Linked DNA regions of Homo sapiens: region 2 is linked to region 1. A link is an interaction called in ENCODE POLR2A ChIA-PET data of the cell type or tissue named here. Cell type or tissue: A673. All regions are shown on one strand. Links, peaks and the distances in the headings refer to the core of each region. The heading gives the core; the rest is flanking DNA.

Region 1 (4,395 bases), core at 186-4,185:
AGGCAAGTGATGGGGATCAGTGTCCCTGAGGGGTGAACCAGCCAAGGTTTTGTTCTCCTACCTGCAAGGAATGTTAGAGTACTATACAGTGCTTGGGTTTGGGAGCCAAGTTACCTAATGAAAAAGCAACTTTAACTCAACTTTCCTGCTCATTAGTGTTATGATATCAAGTAGCATGGTGGACATCTGCCAAGATGGCCCCCAGTGACCCCTGCCTACTGGTATCCACGGCCTTGTGTACCTAGTGAATTGCTTCTAGTGAACAGGATACAGCAAAAGTGATGGGTTATCACTTCCGAGATTAGGTTACAAAAAGATTGTAGCTTCCATCTTGCACTCTCCCGCTCTCTCTTGATTACTCCCCTGAAGGAAACTGGTTGCCGTGTTGTGAGCTGACCTGTGGAGAGACCCATGTGGCAAGGAACTGAGGGAGGCTTCCTGTGAACAGGCAGTGAGGAATTGGGGCCCTAAGCCCAATAGCCCTGGGGAAAGTGAATCTGAATCTTGCTCAACAACTGTGTGCATGAGCTTGGAAGTGGATCTTCCCCCAGTGGAGCCTTGAGATGACTTCAGCCCTGGCCAATGTCCTCAGGCAACCTCATGAAAGATTTTGAGCCAGAGGCACCCAGATAAGCTGCACCTGGATTCCTGACTCACAGAAACTGTGAGAAAATAAATGTTGTTTTAAGCCACTGTTTTGTGGTAATTTGTTATATATTAATAATGCAGGCAGTTTATGTTAAAAAGTCTTGCTTCTATATGAGAGACAACATCATGGAGTTGTTGGGAGCACAGACTCTTGAACCAACCTGGTTTCAAATTCTGGCTCTGCTGCTTATTAGCTGTGTGAGCTTGAGAAAGTCACTTCACTTCTCTGTGCCTCAGTTTCCTTATTGGGAGATGGGAAATGTAGCTTTTGGCCCCCGGGCTCTATATTTCAGGAAGATTAGCTAGAAAGAGGTGGAAATGGGTTTTAATTGACACAGCCCACAGTCTGTGTCACAGTGAGTATAACAAAGGGGTCACATTAATAGTTTTTGTGACACTCTCAAGTCACTTAAACTCCCCCAGGAAGCTCCTGTTTGGTTGGGGACAATTTTCCAGAGGAAGGGGCAGCTGTGAGTGCTTAGCAGCCACCACACAGCACCTGGGAGATGGGAGCGATGGTCCTTTAAAGACCATCAACAAGAGTGGTCCCTACGATGTTCTTCTGCTAATCTAGAAGCAAATGATCACTGTGTTGATTTTTCCATTTTTGTCATTTCTTTGATACTGTGGAGACACATGCTTAGCATGTTTTTCTAATTTCATGCCATGGGCCTGTTGAGCAGAGCTCATCACTTCTCAGATTAAATTATATGTTTAAGAAATGCCTTCTGCGTCAACCAGTTATTCATCAGCCTGGTTGTAAGTGGCTAAGCCTGGCTTTCAGCTGTGAAAGTCAAGATTTGTGACATTTAAACATATTGATGAGATGCAAATGTCCTGTGGTTAGCCTTCCACAAGGCCCTAGCACTCATGTAAATAAATGAGAAGGAATTGGAAGTGTGGGCAGCAGAGCCCTCCCTTGAATAGGAAAATTGTTTTTTCCTGGGTGCCAGCATCTGGTCGCTGCCGTCAGTGGTAATGAGGTTTGGCTCTTCCCATATGTCCCTGATTCATTGCAGGTTGTTTATTTGTAGATACAACTTGGTTGTTTTTCTCCTTTTTCTTTTCTTTTTTTAAACTAGGTTTCCCTAATTCAGCACCACCACAGCCTCTCTAAAAATAAGCATCAAATTATTTGTCTAGGGAAACATTTTTTTAAATGATACTAGCTCTCCTCAACTTGTGAAAGTTTCTTGTGTCTTCTTGCTGTTTTCACTTTATCTGCTCTCTAGCAGAAAAATAAAATTGCATTCAATTGACACACTTTCCTGCTGGGAATTCAAGACATATTACAGCCCTATCTGTGTGTTCTCAGTTGTGATGAAACTGTGGAAAATCCCCAGCAACCTTAAATGAGATAGGTGCAGGTGATTAATCCAGTTTCAGGAAAAAAACCAAATAATTTACTCCTTTTTCCCCATTAAAGAAACAACCATGCATTGAGGTAGCTGATGCCATGTGAGCAGGAGTGTGCTTTAATGGAGGCACCATTAATAATTTACCTTAATAGTGTAATAGTTGCCATTTTTGTGACCAAAAATTTGTTTCAGCCCCTGCTTTATGGATGAAAAGTAGGATCAATTAATATTGAGTGATGACAGCCTCCCTGTGGAGAGAAAATGGGAAATCTTGGTGTCGTCATCCGCCTTATGACTAAGAAATAGCTTTTCTTAATTGTACGGAACAGAGAAACCCAGGGGGATGTAATTCATTTCTCTCCAGGCTTGCAATGTAAATTGAAAGTAAAGAAAAATAACCACATGCCAGAGTGAGGACATGAACTCAACCACTAAGCTATATCTGATTTGTAGGATTTGCTGAAAGTAAACAAACAGTTTCCCCCACGATGGTGAGTCTCCTTCGACTGTGGCATTGCTCCAAATACCTCTTATAGCACATGACCCAGGGTGTTTCTCTCTGATGGGGTAATGGAGCCCCTCTGCCTAGAAGCCTTGGGTCCCAGGTCTTCTCCCAGTTCATTCACTCTTCCCTCCCATCCTTATAGTCTCTGCCTAAATGCTAGCTTTTCAGAGAGGCCTTCTTTTACCACCTTGCCCCAAACAGCCTCTTTCCTTGCCCAACTCACTGTCAACCTCTGTTTCTATCTTATTTTCTTTGTGGAACTTACGATCATCTGAAATCATATTATTGTTTATGTGGTATTTACCATGTCCTCCAACCATAATGGTAAGCTCCATGAGGGCATGGTTTGTCCTTGTTCTCTAAGCAGCTAAATCCTTAGGGCCTCAGTGCTGAGGATGCTTGTTGAATGACTGAATGAGTGAATGATTAATATGAAAATGCAATAATTCAGAATAATTTAAAACTCTTGCACATGCACACCAGCTTTCTGTAAAGGTATATTGACTTTAAGGTTCCCCTCTGCCTTCTCCATCTTGAGCCCCTACTGGCAGAACCCAATAGAAATTCAACTGGCAAAGCGAGGATGCAGTTTGCACAGTCCTCGCCCCACCACACAGGTCAGACTTGGATCAGAAAGATGGCAACTAAATGACCAGCACAGTCCAACCCTTCAGATTCTCAGCATTCACATATCCTCCTGCACATTTTCAACTTGGCACAACAGCAGGACAGCTTTGTTTCTGCCTATGATGTGTCTATGCTTCATGCAGTATTCACACTCTTAAGGGAAGACAAAAAGTCCCAGTTGGCATGGTGTCTGTCTCTGGGTGGCATAAATTATTTTCCTGGTTCAGTCTGTAGGATATAGAATATTTATCTGGGATTGGTGGAATGAGAGGAGGAATTAACATTGCTTCAATATGGAAACCGTGACTGCTGGGACTTGGCTTTTGCCCTCAGCCAGCACCTTCTGTGGCAGAGGTTTATTTATTACCCGGTGGAATAACCTAGGGATCTCAATCCTCAGTGATTCTCTCTGTGTGTCTGTTAGTTGCTTTAGTTTTCCATTGATTTTTACTCTTGGACATGGAAGTACCAAGAGGCACTCTAGAGACTCTCCAGGTGCCAGGCATACTCTTCTCTGCCCCTGTTGTATGGCAGCAATGGCACCAGTCCAGTTTCCCTGTGGAAATTGGGATCATTCACCTCACCCAGTAGGGTAATTGCCTTCTTTGCCTTTTGTTTCTGTGGCATTGGTAGTCTAAAATAGCCAAGGGGCAATCTCAACTTCTAGTTCAGTAAAACCATTGCAGTGTCTCCTGGAGGAAGCATTCCTCTCTTGGGAACCAGCAGCTCCAAATCTGCAGATTCAAAAATTGTGGGGCTGGTAAGCAAAACTCTAAACATACTAGGTGTCTTGGTCTGTTTGTATTGCCATAAAAGAATACTTGAAACTGGGCAATTTATAAAGAAAAAAAGTTTATTTGGATTATGATTCCACCAGCTGTACAAGAAGCATGGCGTCAGCATCTGCTTCTGGTGAGGGCTTCCAGGAGCTTCCAAACATTGTGCAAGTGGAAGGGGAGCTGGTGTGTCACATGGTGAGAGAGGAAGCAAGAGACGAGGAGGTGCCATGCTCTTTTAAACAACCAGTTCTCACGTGAACTCACTCATTACCTCGAAGGAGGACAGCAAGCCTTTCGTGAGGGATCCGCCCCTATGACCCAAACACCTCCCACTAGGCCCCACCTCCAACGTGGGAGATCAAATATCAATATGAGATTTGGAGGGGACAAATATCCAAACCATATCACTAGGTTTAAGAGGAGAGGAGCCATTTTTGCTTCTACCCCTTGATGGCTAGTCCTGTGTATTCTGGCTGGG
Region 2 (4,395 bases), core at 301-4,300, 60 kb after region 1:
GGACAAGAAATACTGCTCTTCCGTCCACCCACTCCCTTCGACAAAAATCTCAGTACAGTTCTCATTGCTGCTGTCCTAAAATATTCTTCCCCCCTTCCTACATCATACACACTGCCGCCTGCTTAATCTTCCCAGAATCTGTCATAGTATCTTTCTCTCTAAGGCCACCCATGACTCTTCTTTACTTCACAGTTAAGGCGAGTACCGTCCTTTCTCAGTAACTTTGTTTCCCACTATTCTGCCCCGGTCACTGCAGAGCCCACAGTCACAGACTCGTTCTAACAGTGGATTCACCCACACGTTCCCTAGGCTCATCATTACAGCCTCTGCTGAGTTACAGGCAACCCGCACCTTCACACACCTTTTGCCTAACTGACCTATTTATTATTTCCATCATATAACTCATGCTTTTCTCAATCTAGGTCTTCATTAATTTCTGTTCTCAGGCCTAGAATGTCCTTTTATCCATTGTCCCATGACTAACTTCCATACAGACTCAAAGACTCAGCCCACACACGCCTTGCTCCTTAAATTTTCCCCTGATCCTTGACACTGGAAATAATTGAATTCTCATAGCACTTCTGTTTATACACAGTCTATCTAGACTTGAGGGCAGGATCTAGACTTGAGGGCAGTGCCTTCAATCCCTCATATGTGGTCAGCAGTCAAGCAGGTGATGGATAGACAAATGAATAAGTGGAGATTTTTATTGTCATTAGTTATACGTAAGTTAATGAAACTAGGAATAGCTTTCTTTTTCTTTCATTGACAAATCTCTTTCAGATCTCTAGCTCATTTCTCTCCCTAATACTTCTTTAAAAAAAAAAAAATAAGCTGTTCTGATTATTCTATTTGAGCTTGGTGTTGCTTTGGGAAACAAAAATCTTAAAATTCCTTCCTGTTTCCCAGAGATAGAGAATTTGTTTTTGTCAACTGACGTTTAGTATTTTTTTTCCTGGCTGGAGAAGTGCCTAGTAATCTGTTTGTGTTTGTCACCATTTTTTTTTGATTATTTCTAAATGAAGCAAAAATAACCCTACTGATGAACTGCACATTCTCTCTCCTTTTCATAACTGCCTGTTGTCCTGGGAAAAAGAAGACATCGTTTAAACTCATGGTCTTTGAAGAGATCTAAGGGATTTATGAGCCAAAATGGGATTTATTACATGTTTATTATTTAAAAGTAATGTGTATCATAGTTTTTAGTCACATGCTTATTTTTTAGAAGTATAGTTTATAATAGTTTTTCGACAGGCAATTGTTTTTTAGTGGCCTCATTTTAGATCTTCCCATGAGACCAAAATGCATATTCAACTTACTACTTGGCACTTTGTCAGTGATTTGAGGGTTAACTGTTTTGCCTGTGATAATTACCAATATTGAAAGCACTCATAAGTGTTAGCAGTACTTGTTACAACAATGCTATTTTAATGTCTTAGGAAAGGGTTAGGTCCCACCACTGTGAGAGCAGAGTGAGGGGCTGTTTAAATGGGTCAGACAAGGCCGGGCATGGTTGCTCACACCTGTAATCCCAGAACTTTGGGATGCCGAGCTGGAGGTTCACTTGAGCCCAGGAATTTGAGACCAGCCTGGGCAACATGGCAAAACCCTGTCTCTATAAAAAATATAAATATTAGCTGGGTGTGGTGGTACACGCCTGTAGTCCCAGCTACTTAGGAGGGTGAGGTGGGAGGATTGCTTGAGCTGGAAGGCCAAAGCTGCAGGCTTTTATATGAGAACAAAATGTCTAGATTATGTGCTTTGGTTTCAGAAAGAATCTTTCACTCGTTGCCCATGGGCGTTTGAGTTTACAGCGCTAGTTTGGCCATCTGACCCTTCCCCTGCCTGGAGAATGACTACACCACCCTTGGCAGACGCTAGGGTGGTGGTGAGTGAAGATCTCCAGGTACATCTCTGAGTTTGCACACAGTTTTACAGTTGATGTTTGTGTATGAGTAATGAGGTCAACCTGACACAGAATAGGGGTCTTTTATCATGTTCTGAAACGACCCTGACATCTGTGGCCAGTTGTGTTGACATTTGTGTACAAGTGCTCAGTGTCCAAATCTACTTTCATATGTTTGTCTGACAAGCATTATTTAATGTGTGTGTGGTTTTTTTACTTGTTCACATTCAGTTTTGGCCCAAGTTCTAGATATAAGGTGTTAAAGAAATGAGGACTGTTTGGAATGACAGAGAAGTTCTGGAGGCCGGGTGCGGTGGCTGATGCCTGTATTCTCAGCACTTTAGGAGGCTGAGGCGGGAGGATCACTTGATGGCCTGGGCAACGTAGGGAGAACTCATCTTTACTAAAATTCAAAAAAAAAAAAATTAGCCAGACATGGTAGCATGTGCCTGTAGTCCCAGCTACTTGGGGGGCTGAGGTGGGAGGATTGCTTGAGCCCAGGAAGTTGAGGCTGCAGTGAGCCCTTGATCATGCCACCGCACTTCAGCCTGGGCAACAGAGTGAGACCCTGTCTCAAAAAAAAAAAAAAAAAGAAAAAGAAAAACAAGTTCTGGAAATGGGTAGTGATGGTGGTTGCACAACATTGTGAAGGTACTTAACGCCACTGAATTGTACACTTAAAAATGATTAAAATGGTAAATGTTATGTGATGTGTATTTTATCATAATAAAAAAATTTTTAAAAGTAAGGAAAGCAAGAAGTTGGAAGTAGTTTTGAGTTTTTCTGACCAGAGGAAGCATAGACCCCATTCTTTCATTTCATTATCCCTGGTCTTTTTCCTTGAAGGTTTATTTTCCTCTTAGAATACAAGAGTCTACATTACTCATCTTTATAAGTCATTCTTTCTATTTTTCCCTTTTCCATGGACTTGTTCAGTTATGTCCCAAGGAAAATCTCTAGGAGAGTGGCAGATACAACATACCCTGCCTAGGAATAACTTGAGATTTAACAGAAAAGTTGCAAAGGTATTCCAGAGAATTCTCATATGCACTTCCCCAAGTTTCCCACCACCATTAATATCTTACATTACCATACTATGTTTGTCAAACTAAGAAATTGACATTGGTACTTCACTGTTAATTAAACCGTAGATTTTACCATTTTTCTATTAATGTCCTTTTTCAGTTCCAGGATCCAATCCAGGGTACTATACTGCATTTAGTTGTCATGTTGTGATGGCTTTTTAAAACTTAACGGGGCTCAGATGTCTTAGTTGCTTCTCCATTGCCTCCAGCAATCAGAACCACTCTGTTTATGTGCATTATTAAAACTATGTTGCTACACTCTAAGGATTCGAGTTCATTTTGTCCTATTCATTCTTGATTTTCAGGAAATCACATCTCTGCCAGTAGTACCCTTTTATTCTCACTCCTTTCAGAAAATTCCTTTGGAATGGTGAAATACAGCCTCTCAAATCTCCAGTGCTCTGTGTAAGTGGGGGGTCCCAAGATGTAAGATGGGTCAGAGCTCTTTTTAGTTAATTTTTCCCCAGGCTGTTTCTGAGAAATGACTCAGCAGCAAGATGATGATTTTTTTTTTTCAAGGAGCCAAGCTATTCTGAACCCAAATCAAAATTTAAATTTGACAATCTGCCCAATTTATATGATTATCTGCCAGATAATCATATAAACAGATAAACAGATTAACAGATTTCTTCACACCTATTTGCATAGGGTGGATTAAATTCAGTTTCCCTCTTGGGATTTCAAGAGGATAAGTAACTTGGAGAGAAGATTATAAATTTGTTAATTGAGGAAATTGACAGGATGTCTCATACCCTTCTCCTTGACTTGCTTCCTTGCTTCCTTGCTTCCAGGAAAACAAACGTGTTCTCTTTGTTTTCTTCCTTCTTCCCTGGTTATTCTTTCTTTAGCTCCTTGGCTGTTTGTTCCTCTTTTCACCCCACCCTCTTCATGGTGGAGGGTCCCAAAATTAAATTCTTAACCCTTCTCTTGCTACATTAATGGAGAGCTCATTTAGCCTCATGCTTTAAGTAATACCTGGGAGACTGATGACTCCTAAATTTATATCTCCAGCTGCAGTCCAGACCGTTCTCCTGCAGTCCAGACTTCAGTATATATATTCAAGTATATATGTGTGTGTGTGTGTGTATATATATATATATATATATACTCAACTGTCTACCAGACATCTCAACTTGGATGTCTTCTGGATATGTCATATTCAACATATCTGAAACTTGAATTATCTTTCTTCCCCCCTAAGCCTGTGCCACCCAACCCTTCCCCATGATAGTTCTGGCAAAGTCATCCATTCTCCCAGTTGCTAAGGCAAAGATCCTTGGAGTCATCTTCATCTGCTTTCCTCCTTCCACACCCCACAACCTGTTCATATGAAAATCTTGAAGGTTTTACCTTGAAAATATAACTGGAACCCAGCACTTCTCACTGCTGCTAGGACACTGTTGC

Evidence for each region. Peaks named below come from ENCODE experiments on the same cell type or tissue, not always from the same donor. Only the 100,000 strongest peaks of a DNase experiment are listed, where the experiment ranks them.
Region 2: POLR2A ChIA-PET joins it to region 1 with 5 read pairs; 5 of 35 experiments call an interaction of 5 or more read pairs at or near these places.

Annotation. Positions count from the first base shown.
Region 1 is chr3:16,474,844-16,479,238 of GRCh38, reverse strand. All of the region lies in intron 2 of RFTN1 (raftlin, lipid raft linker 1), which reads left to right. LOC124906219 (a long non-coding RNA gene) reads right to left here. Exons shown (of 3, transcript XR_007095839.1): 2 at 2,151-2,254. Among named protein-coding and RNA genes, the nearest start is that of RFTN1, 37 kb to the left of the region's middle. In A673, for the core only: no CTCF peak of the experiment used is centred there; a DNase peak (open chromatin) is centred at 2,358.
Region 2 is chr3:16,415,113-16,419,507 of GRCh38, reverse strand. All of the region lies in intron 3 of RFTN1 (raftlin, lipid raft linker 1), which reads left to right. Among named protein-coding and RNA genes, the nearest start is that of RFTN1, 96 kb to the left of the region's middle. In A673, for the core only: no CTCF peak of the experiment used is centred there; no DNase peak of the experiment used is centred there.